4 separate regions of the Homo sapiens genome follow, and all the other regions are linked to region 4. The links are chromatin contacts, found by Hi-C or POLR2A ChIA-PET in ENCODE. All regions are on one chromosome and are shown on one strand. The core of a region is the stretch at or near the end of the contact, and the rest is flanking DNA. Distances in the headings are between cores, read along the strand shown. Region 1 has its middle 27 kb from the start of HCG20. Region 2 has its middle 13 kb from the start of MIR877. Region 3 holds the start of HCG20 (HLA complex group 20). Region 4 has its middle 26 kb from the start of C6orf15.

Region 1 (3,152 bases), core at 257-2,756, 290 kb before region 4:
TGGCATATTACAGTCAATGCTTGGTAACTACTATTGTTATTTTTTAAAAAATTATTATTATTATTTTTTGAGACGGACTCTCGCTCTGTCGCCCAGGCTGGAGTGCAGTGGCGCTATCTTGGCTCACTGCAAGCTCTGCCTCTTGGGTTCACACCATTCTCCTGCCTCGGCCTCCTGAGCAGCTGGGACTACAGGCGCCCGCAACCACGCCCGGCTAATTTTTTGTATTTTTAGTAGAGACGGGGTTTCACTGTGTTAGCCAGGATGGTCTCGATCTCCTAACCTCGTGATCCGCCTGCCTCGGCCTCCCAAAGTGCTGGGATTACAGGCGCGAGCCACCGTGCCCGGCCCCACTATTGTTATTTATGTACACCAAATTTATATCCAAAGGGACTTTGATAGTTACAAGAAAAGACATATAAGTCCAGATATCATTGAACAAGAGTAAAATAATAAATCAAGTAGGAATGGAGGGGAGGATATGCATGCAGCACTAGATAATATCTATACAGAGAGAGGATGAGGTCTTGGAAGATGAGTCTGAAGACTTTCCTGTTGGAGAGGGGCTCTATGCTCGGCATGCTGACTGCTTTTACAACCCCACCCCCACATCTCATCTTAACCACAAGACAGTCTTGTTCTGGGGAGTTCAGAGCCTTTATTTTTTATTTATTTATTTATTTTTTGAGATGGAGTCTCACTCTGTCACCCTGGCTGAAGTGCAATGGCATGATCTCAGCTCACTACAACCTTTGCCTCCCAGGTTCAAGCGATTCTCCTGCCTCAGCCTCCTGAGTAACTGGGATTACAGGCACGTGCCACCAAGCCCAGCTAATTTTTGTATTTTTAGTAGAGATGGGGTTTCACCATGTTGGCCAGGCTGGTCTCGAACTCCTGACCTCGTGAGCTGTCCACCTCGGCCTCCCAAAGTGCTGGGATTACAGGCGTGAGCCACTGCGCCCGGCCCCAGAGTCTTTATTTATTATTTAGAGAGGGTCTCACTCTGTCACCCAGGCTGTAGTGTAGTGGTGCGATCTTGGCTCACTGCAGCCTTAACCTCCCAGGCTCAAGCAATCCTCTCACTTCAGCCTCCTGAGTAATTGGGGCCACAGGCTCACACCACCATGCCTGGCTAATTTTTTAAAAAAATTTTTATAGAGACAAGGTCTTGCCATGTTGCCCAGGCTGGTCTTGAACTCTTGGGCTCAAGTGATCCTCCTGCCTCAGCCTCCCAAAGTGCTGGGATTACAGACATCAGCCACCGTGCCCAGCCCAGAATCTTTCAACCCCCAAAATCCATTGGTGTGGGGTTAGATGAGGGATCCTAAAAGGAGAGGGAGGCTGCTGTGCAGTGATCCCACCGGCCTGCTTGCAGGAAGGAGAGCCGACCCTTTCTTGACCTCTACCAAAGACACTAGAGAGCTTTGTAAATCTTCCAATTAGATGATACATAAATACTTCCCCAGGTCTTCTAGGCCTGATTCAATAATATTTACTTCGAGAGGCTGCTGCTTCCTGTTTGTATTCTCTTACCACAAGTTATCTGCTGTTCCTACTTTCACTTAAGCTTTGTATCGTACTCTGTGAGAAATGTTTGAGCTGGCTGGACACATTTCCTGAAATCATTTCTCTAGTCTTTTACGAAATGTCTGCATTTATGCTGGAATCATAGAGCTGAACTATCATTGAGATAAAAATTCCAGTCTTTACCCCAATTTACAATTCCTAAAAACTGTCACTTTCTTAGATCTCTTCACATTTTCATTACTTCTTTTTTTTTTTGTTTTTTGTTTTTTGTTTTTTGAGACTGAGTTTTGCTCTTGTTGCCCAGGCTGGAGTGTAATGGTGCGATCTCGGCTCACTGCAACCTCCGCCTCCCAGATTCAAGTGATTCTTCCTGCCTCAGTCTCCTGAGTAGCTGGGATTACAGGCGCCCGCCACCATGCCCGGCTAATTTTTGTATTTTTAGTAGAGACAGGGTTTCACCATATTTGGCAGGCTGGTCTCAAACTCCTGACCTTGGCCTCCCAAAGTACTGGGATTACAGGCGTAAGCCACCACACCTGGCCAGACATTTTCATTGCTTCTATTACCTGTGTAAGCAAGTGGCTTTATTGGGAGGCGATTTTCACAAAGAAACAAGGTTTTTTAAAAAAGGTGTTTCCCGTAGGTTTCTGCCTGTGAGACCACCTGCTGAGAAATGCAGAGCCGCTTTGGGAAGCTGGGTAGTCAGCTCTCATCCATACTCACTCAACCATGCCCAGCTGGGCAGTGCCACTTGTGTCTGAGCCTCAGCAAAACTGCATGTCCCTAAATGTCAGGGGTCTTCACAGACAAGTGAAGCAACCAGAAATACTGAATTTTCAGATGGACATGTTTATCGTACTGAATCTCCATAGCCAGGAGGCACAGACAACTAATAAAGCCCTGTGCCCCATTATTGCTTCATTGATTCACTGAAATAATGCTGGGTATGATTGTGGCTACAGAGTTAAGCCCCATTGTTAATTATATGGTTTGGTGAGGGAAAGAGTTTTTTTTGTTTTTGTTTTGGCTAGACTAATGTAAACACAGTTCAAATGTTGCTCCTTCACTGGGGACAGAAAAATCCATATGTGGCTCACGCCTGTAATCCTAGCACTTTGGAAGGCCAAGGCAGGCAGATTGCTTGAGTCCAGGAGTTTGAGACTGGCCTGGGCAAGATGACAAAACCCTGTCTCTACTAAAAATAAAAAACAAAAAATTAATTTAATTTAAAAAACTGAGGTGAGAGGATCACCTGAGCTTGGGGATGTCAAGGCTGCCATGAGCCATGTTTGTGCCACTGCACTCCACCATGGATGACAGAGTAAGACCCCATCTTAAAAAAAAAATCCACGTAATATAGTTCACATCTTTGCTTCCCATGTAAATTCCTCTTTTTTGTGTGTCACTATCAGTATGTAATTATTGAAACTTCAAGGTATGACTCTTGTTAGGAAATGATAGAGAAAAAACAATTGCTCTATAATCACCCCTTACATTGTGACTTCTTGCAAATAAATACACCCCACTTTCAGCCTCACTCATTTATTATAAAATTGTAAGAGGTGGAACAAGCCTTTGTTTAGAGATGTGATTCATGTGTTGCTTGCTGGAGTTTCTGAAAACAA
Region 2 (3,260 bases), core at 729-3,228, 490 kb before region 4:
GTAAGTGTAGAATCAATGCTAACATTAATTTGTACTGGGCTAAGATAGTAGGATTTTGTGATTTTTCAACATTAGGTCTACTGCCCAGGAGTAGGAATGAAAGAAATAGGATAATGATTCTGAATTGAAGATAGACCCCGTTGCACCTGGGGAAGGATTGACAGAAAGAGAACGTTGAATGTCACAAGGGTATTTTAGAGGGAAAAAATGGAAGCAGAAAGGAAAAACAGACTGAAACGGTAGAGAGAAAAGTGCCTGCAGGGAGGGCTTGGTGAAGAAACATCATTGTAGTGAAATGAATGAAATGTTCAACCTCTCTCCCCCTGCAAAAAAACAAAAAACAAGGAAAATCTTCTCTTTATATAATCTAAAGTTTTTACGTAAGTAAAAAGGAACAGGTAGGCCGGGTGCCGTGACTCACACCTGTAATCCCAGCACTTTGGGAGGCCAAGGCGGGTGGATCACCTGAGGTCAGGAGTTCGAGACCAGCCTGGACAACATGGTAAAACCCCATCTCTACTAAAAATACAGAAATTAGCCAGGCGTGGTGGCAGGTGCCTACAATCCCAGCTACTCAGGAGGCTGAGGCAGGAGAATCCTTGAACCCAGGGGGCAGTGAGCCAAGATCGTGCCATTTCACTCCAGCCTGGGCAAAAGAGTGAAACTTGTCTAAAAAAAAAAAACAGGTTTCTTTGAATTTTTTTTTTTTTTTTTTTTGAGATGAAATTTTGCTGTCACCCAGGCTGGAGTGCAATGGCACGATCTCAGCTCACTGCAACCTCCGCCTCCTGGGTTCAAACGATTCTTCTGCCTCAGCCTCCAGAGTAGCTGGGATTACAGGCACCAGTCACCACGCCCGGCTAATTTTTTGTATTTTTAGTAGAGACGGTTTCACCATGTTGGTCAGGTTGCTCTCGAACTCCTGATCTCAGGTGATCCACGCGCCTCGGCCTCCCAAAGTGCTGGGATTACAGGCGTGAGCCACCACGCCTGGCCGAATTTTCATAAATGATTTGAAAGAAAATGAGCTCATTCTTTCTTTTTTTTTCAGACGGAGTCTTGCTCTGTCGCCATCCTGGAATGCAGTAGCGTTATCTCGGCTCACTGCAACCTCTGCCTCCTGGATTCAAGCGATTCCCCTGCCTCAGCCTCCCAAGTAGCTGGGACTACAGGTGCGTGCCACCACTCCCGGCTAATTTTTTTTTTTTTTTGAGACAGAGTCTTGCTCTGTCGCCCAGGCTGGAGTGCAGTGGCGCGATCTCTGCTCGCTGCAAGCTCCACCTCCCGGGTTCATGCCATTCTCCTGCCTCAGTCTCCTCAGTAGCTGGGATTACAGGCACCCGCCACCACACCCACCTAAGTTTTTGTATTTTTAGTAGAGAAGGGGTTTCACCTTGTTAGCCAGGATGGTCTCCATCTCCTGACCTCATGATCTGCCCGCTTCGGCCTCCCAAAGTGCTGGGATTACAGGCGTGAGCCACCGCGCCTGGCAATTTTTGTATTTTTAATAGAGACGGGGTTTCACCATGTTGGCTAGGATGGTCTCCATCTCCTGACCTTGGGATTTGCCCGCCTCGGCCTCCCAGAGTGTTGGGATTACAGGTGTGAGCCACCGCGCTCGGCCGAGCTTATTCTTAAAATACAGTAAAAACTTTAAGCTCTCTTTTAAGGTTCTTGTGGCTTGTTGCAGGAGATAGAAGAAAGGTGAGAAGCAGGCAGTAAATGGAAGCAGAAAGAGACACAAAGTTGTGACCACTAGGTTGTGACATGTTTGGGTTTTTTCACTTGAGCTGTATACTTCTTTGGTATTTCACGCCCTAGCCTGGTCCTTAGATTATGTCTTCTCAGGTCTTCTCCCAGTGCACACAGCAACAACAGACTGACCTGAACACCTCCGCCCACACACACCAAGCCTGGGCAAGGGGAAGGTAAAACTACCCACTTTGGGCCTACATGCAGTGAGGCCTTTCAGATACTGATAAAACATTGTTGCCCCCTCATGTGGCCAATGCTGGAAATACAGCTGAGACACGTATTCCAGGGCAGTGTAGCAGCCTCAGCAACTGGGAATTTGTTAGAAATGCATATCTCGGGATCCATCCTGACCTACTAAATCAGAATTTTGCTGGACCCTACCCCCAATCTGTCTGTTTTTTCTTTTTGTTTTGTTTTTGTTTTTTGAGATGGAGATGGAGTCTGGCTCTGTCACCCAAGCTGAAGTGCAGTGGTGTGATCTCTGCTCACTGCAACCTCCACTTCCCGGGTTCAAGTGATTCTCCTGCTTTAGTCTCCCAAGTAGCTGGGATTACAGGCGCGAGCCACCATGCCTGACTAATTTTTGTATTTTTAGTAGAGATGGGATTTCACCATGTTGGCCAGGCTGGTCACAAACTCCTCACCTCAGGTGATCCATCCGCCTTGGCCTCTCAAAGTGCTGGGATTACAGGCATAAGCCACTGCATCCAACCCAAATTTGTTTTTTTTTTTCTTTCTTTTTTTTTTTTTTTTTTTTGAGACCAAGTTTCGCTCTTGTTACCCAGACTGGAGTGCAATGGTGCGATCTCGGCTCACCACGACCTCCACCTCCCGGGTTCAAGCAATTCTCCTGCCTCGGCCTCCCGAGTAGCTGGGATTACAGGCATGCGCCACCACGCCCGGCTAATTTTTGTATTTTTAGTGGAGACGGGGGTTCTCCATGTTGGTCAGGCTGGTCTCGAACTCCTGACCTCCTGATCTACCCGCCTTGGCCTCCCAAAGTGCTGGGTTTACAGGTATGAGCCACTGCACCCGGCCCCAGATTTGTTTTCTAATAAGCTCTTCAGATGATCCTGATGAATGCTAACAGACTTGAAAACCGCCATTCTCAACCCACATGTTAAAACATGTTAATATCTTCAACTGCCCCATATCTGCCACACACACTCCCCCCAGAGTGATGTATCCTTTCTTTTTTTTTTCAGATGGAGTTTCACTCTTGTTGCCCAGGCTGGAGTGCAGTGGTGCAGTCTGCAACCTCTGCCTCCTGGGTTCAAGCGATTCTCCTGCCTTCCGAGTAGCTGGGATAACAGGCGCCAGTAACCACACCCAGCTAATTTTTGTATTTTTAGTAGAGATGGGGTTTCTTCATGTTGGCCAGGCTGGTCTCGAACTTCTGACCTCAGGTGATCCAACTGCTTCGGCCTCCCAAGGTGCTGGGATTACAGGCGTGAGCCACCACGCCCAGCTTTAATTTCTGGTTTAAGAGTGGAGGCCAGGCGCGG
Region 3 (3,077 bases), core at 393-2,892, 320 kb before region 4:
TCCGCCCAGCTCACCGGCGGTCAGAGTTTAAGGTTATCTCTCTTGTTCCCTAAACATTGCTGTTATCCTGCTCTTTTTTCAAGGTGCCCAGATTTCATATTGTTCAAACACATATGCTCTACAATTTGTGCAGTTAATGCAATTATCACAGGGTCCTGAGGCGACATACATCCTCCTTGGCTTACGAGATGACAGGATTAAGAGATTAAAGTAAAGACAGTCATAGGAAATCACAAGGGTATTGACTGGGGAAGTGATAAGTGTCCATGAAATCTTCACAATTTATGTTTAGAGATTGCAGTAAAGACAGGCATAAGAAATTATAAAAGTATTAATTTGGGGAACTAATAAATGTCCATGAAATCTTCACAATCCACATTCTTCTGCCATGGCTTCAGCTGGTCCCTCCGTTTGGGGTCCCTGACTTCCTGAACAGTGATTACATGGGGACAATGGGAATGAGGAGGAAGAATGAGAGGCATTTGCTAGAAAATGTATTCAAACTGATGGCTGGTCTGAAAGGGAGTTGTAGGCTGGGGTGATGAGAGACAGGTCTCATAGCAACAGGGTAAACAAAGTAAACTTGGCTTGGTTGGTGTTTTATTTATTATTATTATTTTTTTGAGATGGAGTTTTGCTCTTGTTGCCCAGACTGGAGTGCAATGGTGCAATCTCAGCTCACTGCAACCTCTGCCTCCCAGATTCAAGTGATTCTCCTGCCTCAGCCTCCCGAGTAGCTGGGGTAACAGGTATGTGCCACCATGGCCAGCTAATTTCTTTATTTTTACTAGAGACGGGGTTTCACCATGTTGGCCAGGCTGATCTCCAACTCCTGACCTCAAGTGATCCGCCCACCTTGGCCTCCCAAAGTGCTGGAATTACAGGCATGAGCCACGGCACCCGGCCTATTATTATTATTATTTTATTTCGAGACAGGGTCTTCCTCTGTCACTCAGGCTGAAGTGCAGTGGTGCAATCTCAGCTTTCTGCAACCTCTGCCTCCTGGGCTCAAGCGATCGATCCTCCTGTCTCAGCCTCCCAAGTAGCTGGGACTACAGGCGCATGCCACAAAGCTAGGCTAATTTTTTTTTTGTATCTTTTGAAGAGGCAAGATTTTGCTGTGTCCAGCCTGTCTCCAGGCTGGTCTTGAACTCATGAGCTCAAAGCAATCTGCCCACCTTGGCCTCCCAAAGTGCTGGGATTGCAGGTGTGAGCCACTGCACTCGGCAGCAGGTGTTTTAGATTGGGCTACCTTGAAGCAGAACCTGGGGTGGGGACTTTTGTTCAAGAGATACACTGCGGGAGGCTCTCAGGAGAAAGACTGAAGAAAACAGGATAGGGAAGGGAAAAAGGCTAAGCAAGGATGTGAGCTTCAGCCTGAGCTCATGGGGAAGCTCAGGGCAGCAAATTGCACCAGTCAATTGCACTTGGAGGCATGGGGGCTGGCGTTTTGTAGATCTGCTTTAAGGTCAGGCAGCCACTGGGAGTCTGTCCAGAGTGTGTGCAAGGGAGGAGGGCTTGGCTCCTGTTTGGCCCAGGGCAATTCTCCAGAAAAGGGGACAATTGTGTGTGGTTATCAGCTGATATTCCCAAAAGCTGGAAAGTGAGTGGACTCACTGGTGAAAAGGACCTGAGCCCAAACAGTGTCCATGATAGTGAATCCATTTTGGTTGTGTTGGATTTGAGGTGGCAAAGAAATAAGGAACTGGCATGTGACTGCGGGAAATTGGAGCTACAAGACAGGAGTTCAGGTGAAAAGATAGGACTAGGTATGTAGCTATTGGAGTGGGGGACTTCGGCGCACAGATGATAGGGTTTTTTGTTTGTTTGTTTGTGAGGGTTTTTTTGTTTGTTTGTTTGTTTGTTTGTTTGGAGAGAGGGTCTTGCTCTGTAACCCTGGCTGGAGTATAGTGGCATGATCATAGCTCTCTGCAGCCTTGACCTCCCAGGCTCAAGAGATCGTCTCACCTCAGCTTCTTGAGTAGCTGATACTACAGGTGTATGTCACCACTCCCAGCCAATTTTTTAAACATTTTTTTAGAGACTGGGGGTCTCACTGTGTTGCCCAGGCTGGTCTCAAATTCCTGGGCTCAAATGATCCTGCTGCCTCAGCCTCCCAAAGTTTTGGGATTATAGGTGTGAGCCATGGCGCAGGCCTAGATGATAGTTTAAACAAGAGGGAATTTGTATATTTGTCACTTTGGGGGTTGCTGGTGGCCTTTGAAGGAAGAGTTTCACAGCAGGACAGAGTACAAAACCATATGGTGACGTGAGGTCTAGTAATGCTTTCCACAGTTAATGTCCTTCCATTCTGACTAACTCTTAACACCTCTAGGGTACTTTCTCCTTCGACTTATGTGCTGCTCATTCTGGCTTGTCCTCTGTGTTCTGGTTATTTTTTGTTGTCCAACAAATTGCCTCAAAATTTTGTGGCATGAGACAACCCTTTATTACGTTCACGGATTCTGTGGGCCAGGAATTTGGACACACCGCAGTGGGGATGGCTTGTCTCTGCTCCATGTTATCTGGGGCTGCAGCTGGAAGACTCGAAAGCTGGGGGACTGAAATCGTCTGCAGACACTTTGCAGTGGATGCTGGCAGTTAGCTCAGGGACCTCAGGGTTTCTACCTGTGGTCTAGTTAGAGTTTCTCTTGCATAGTGGCTGGGTTGCTGTGAGGGAACCAGGCATGAACTGCTTTTTTTTTTTTTGAGGCGGAGTTTCACTCTTGTTGCCCAGGCTGGAGTGCAGTGGTGCAGTCATGGTTCACTGCAGCCTTGACTACCCAGGCTTAAGTGATCCTCCTGCCTCAGTCTCCCTGGTAGCTGGGGCTACTGCCAACATGCCTGGCTGATTTTTGTATTATTATTATCATTATTTTGTAGAGACAGGGTCTCACTATGTTGCCCAGGCTGGTCTCCAACTCCTGGGCTCAAGCAATCTGTCCATCTCAGCCTCCTAAAGTATTGGGATTACAGGTGTGAGCCACTGTGCCCAGCTGCATTCTTTTTATAACCTCATCTTTTTTTGATCTGCATCACCTCCCTCCTACCCTATTGGTCAGAGTAGTCACAGCCCC
Region 4 (3,239 bases), core at 638-3,137:
TTTTTAAAGGACTGCCCTTTGAAGGAACTGGATGGAATTTTGTTTGCAAAGAGCTGAGAATCACTGGAGAGGCAATAAATGGAAATGTTCCTGTAGATTGTCACTATAGAGAGCAGGGCTGATGGATGTCAAAGGATATCCAGGGATATAAGCCCTCAGCAGGGAGGAGAGCAAAAAGGCCAGTGTGGTTGGTTATTGGAGAAGTTATTTGGATAGTTTTTAATTAGAGACATCTCTTGCATGAATGGATTTCCTAATGAAATCAAATTTTGATTGTGGAAAGCATAATTAACATGTAGGAAACATCAGTATATTCTAGGACCTGAGAGTAAAGGATGAAGTCCCTTTTAGAGAGATACACTGTTCTCTTTTAGGAAGATGGGCATAGAAGTGCAGGAAGTCAACTAGACGTGTTAAAATATAAATTTTTGGCTGCTTGTAACAGAGACACAAATGCCACTGGTTTAAATTAGGTAGAAAATGTTTTCCCACCCTTGGATCCAAGCACATGAGGACCCTGCCCGGGCTCCATGATCTAGAGGGACCTGCTCTATCATTCCCCCAACTTATAGGACAAAAAGTCCGAGAAGCCAAAGGGATAGACCTACCCATGGAGGTTGCATCTCTTCTACAAGTACTACAGTCTAGGTACTTGGAACCCCTGAATTCCTGGCACTAATGGCCCCCAAGCCTGCTTCCAAGTTTGCATGGGCCTCCTCCTGGGGCCATCGTCCCAGGGGTTATGCCTCGCTGCTGTCGTGCATGCTCTGAGACCCCAAAATGTGGCTGTTTTCAGAGAAGGATATGGGTCTGGAGATTTTAGGGACTTGAATTTTCAGGAAAAGAAAGTAGGGCAGATGCAGGTAGAGGACCCAGAGCTAGTTTTCCTCACTCAGCCATATTCTGCCATGGAACCTAGGGGAGTCTCAGAATTCTAAATTCCAGCCTGGCTGTCCTAGCCTGGATTCCCCAGAAAACAGATTCTCAGATAGATTTATCTGCAGAAGTTTTATTGGGGAACAATCTTGGGACAAACACCTTTAAAAGCTGAGAGAAACGGGACAGGGAAAGGGAGCAGTTGAACTGTAATGAAGCCGTAAAGAGTACTGAGCTGATCTCATGGGTTGTGGAGGCCTCTGGCACTGGAAAAGTCCTTTAAATTTGGCCAAACTCGGCCGGGCGCGGTGACTCACGCCTGTAATCCCAGCACTTTGGGAGGCCGAGTGGGGGAGGATTATCTGAGGTCAGCAGTTCAAGACCAGCCTAGTTAACATGGTGAAACCCCGTTTCTACTAAAAATACAAAAAATTAGCCGGGCATGGTGGCATGCGCCTGTAATCCCAGCTACTCAGGAGGCTGAGGCTGGAGAATCACTTGAACCCAGGAGGCGGAGGTTGCAGTGAGCAGAGATTGTGCCATTGCACTCCAGCTCGGGCAACAAGAGCGAAAGTCCATCTCAAACAAACAAACAAACAAACAAACAAAAAGGTGGCCAAACTTGAAGCAAGGTAACCAGGACTTTGTATGTTCTTATCTTATCTATCAGTCATTGGATGTGGCTGCCCCCAGGGAGGGGAGGTGTAACCTTGGGCAAGACAGCTCTTTTCAGCTAAGGGCAATTCCCAGAGACAGAGCTGTCACAACCAACACCCCTGGCAGCTGGGGAATAAGTGACAATGTTGAAGGTAGGATTTGGGTGGCACACAACAGTATCTGCTACACTAGCCTTCAAGATCAGTATGAAGGTATATTTATCAAGACAAAAGCTGGAACATGTTTTATTCAATAATTTATTTGTTTGACTTATAACAATAAACCATCTCTAACACACATTTCCCTTCCTGATATCAGACAGCTGCTCTGAGGGATACCCGAGACCCACATTCAGGAAGTAAGATAGATATCAGCCTGGACTGCTGAATAGATGCCCTGTGATTTATCTTCAGACATGACTCAGTGGAAATGCAGTTGACTCCATTCTAAAACCTCTCTTGAGAATATTTCCAGGCCCAGTCAACTTATCTTGGTCTCACTATAAGGAAAGGAACTGAGATCAGCTGCACCCTGAGAGGCTAAGATCCTGATAGGGAGCAGGTGAAATCAGGTTGGAAAATAGACAAGACAAAGGCAGGCAGATGTAAGAGGTATTCAAAAGCCCAGTTGTGCTCTATTTTTGCCTTCCACGAGGAATCTTACGGGGAGCTTCCACATTACCCGGTTATTGGTCACGGCGGTGAGTTAAGGCTGTTTTATTGAATGAAATCATCAACCCCCCTCCTTTTCCTGCTAAAACGCAATCTGTTTCCAAGACTTTCCTAATGTAGAGTGATTTTATTGAGCCTAGACCATGGATTTCCCATCTGATAACTCTTTAAGAGGGATGAGATAGAACATAATGTGAGAAAATAACATTGTTCCAAGATTTGTAAATGCTAATAATTGTTGAAGTCCCATGGTAGGTAAATAGAGGTATTTTCTTTATTTTTGTGTAAGTTTGAAAATTTCCATAATAAAAAGTGTTATAAATTGTCTTAGCAGGTCACATAACTAATAATAAAGGTAAAATTTTTGTTGGTCTTAATGAGAGAGAATTTGGAAAGTGGAGATAAGCGGGGCTTTGGAGCTCCTAAACTATTCGGGCTGTGTTTTGACTCAGCGAGCTCAAAGTGGGAGGGCAGGAGAGCTCGCTTTTTAAAAGATCGACAGCGCCATCTACCGGTAAGAGCGCCCAACTCCCTTGCTAAGGATGATATCATTATGCTAGGGTGATAGTAGCAAGCCTCATTGTTAGTCACCTAAGAAGTTAAGACAATAAGAAATCATTCAAAAAATAAAATGGTGGCAGGACGAGGTGGCTCACGCCTGTAATCCCAGCATTTTGGGAGGCCGAGAGGGGAGGATCGCTTGAGCCCAGGAGTTTGAGACCAGCCTGGGCAACATAGTGAGGTCCAAATCGCTACCAAAAAAAAAAAAAAAAAAAGAGAAAAAAAAAAGAAAGGCGTTAAAATTAATTTAAAGATACACAATAATGAAAATATTACAAAGTACTATTATTCAGCCATAAAAAAGAAATTACATTCTATTTATTTATTTTATTTTATTTTATTTTGCAGACAGAGTCTTGCTCTGTCACCCAGGCTGGAGCGCAGTGGCGCAATCTTGGCTCACTGCAACGTCCGCCTCCCCGGTTCAAGGGTTTCTCCTGTCTCAGCCTCCTGAGTAGCTGGGATTACAGGCAC

What was found. Hi-C counts contacts between places; a loop is a spot of excess contacts on that map. ChIA-PET counts read pairs that join two places held with the same protein, here RNA polymerase II (POLR2A). Pooled maps may share reads with other maps.
Region 1: a pooled map shows a loop between it and region 4 (2.3-fold over the local background). The contact joins two enhancer-like sites. A Hi-C loop is called at or near these places in 2 of 50 pooled maps. POLR2A ChIA-PET finds 5 or more read pairs at or near these places in 5 of 52 experiments (B cell, CD4-positive, alpha-beta T cell, activated T-cell and 2 more).
Region 2: a loop to region 4 is called in a pooled map, with 7 times the contacts of the local background. The contact joins two enhancer-like sites. A Hi-C loop is called at or near these places in 5 of 50 pooled maps. POLR2A ChIA-PET finds 5 or more read pairs at or near these places in 5 of 52 experiments (BJ, H1, SK-N-SH and 2 more).
Region 3: a pooled map shows a loop between it and region 4 (2.8-fold over the local background). The contact joins the promoter of HCG20 here to the enhancer-like site in region 4. A Hi-C loop is called at or near these places in 2 of 37 single-sample maps with no recorded cell type and 3 of 50 pooled maps. POLR2A ChIA-PET finds 5 or more read pairs at or near these places in 2 of 52 experiments (AG04450 and PC-3).

Annotation. Positions count from the first base shown.
Region 1 is chr6:30,792,410-30,795,561 of GRCh38, forward strand. No RefSeq gene overlaps it. Among named protein-coding and RNA genes, the nearest start is that of HCG20, 27 kb to the left of the region's middle. RefSeq lists a cis regulatory region at 1,369-1,488. Within about 2 kb of position 1,507, at least 9 of the 41 ENCODE cell types and tissues checked have a DNase peak (open chromatin) inside an H3K27ac peak, as active enhancers do.
Region 2 is chr6:30,595,518-30,598,777 of GRCh38, forward strand. No RefSeq gene overlaps it. Among named protein-coding and RNA genes, the nearest start is that of MIR877, 13 kb to the left of the region's middle. Within about 2 kb of position 1,979, at least 4 of the 41 ENCODE cell types and tissues checked have a DNase peak (open chromatin) inside an H3K27ac peak, as active enhancers do.
Region 3 is chr6:30,765,183-30,768,259 of GRCh38, forward strand. It overlaps HCG20 (HLA complex group 20), which reads left to right and starts at 1,643. Exons shown (of 4, transcript NR_138037.1): 1 at 1,643-1,769.
Region 4 is chr6:31,085,009-31,088,247 of GRCh38, forward strand. No RefSeq gene overlaps it. Among named protein-coding and RNA genes, the nearest start is that of C6orf15, 26 kb to the right of the region's middle. Within about 2 kb of position 1,888, at least 3 of the 41 ENCODE cell types and tissues checked have a DNase peak (open chromatin) inside an H3K27ac peak, as active enhancers do; they include PC-3, where a contact is called at or near this core.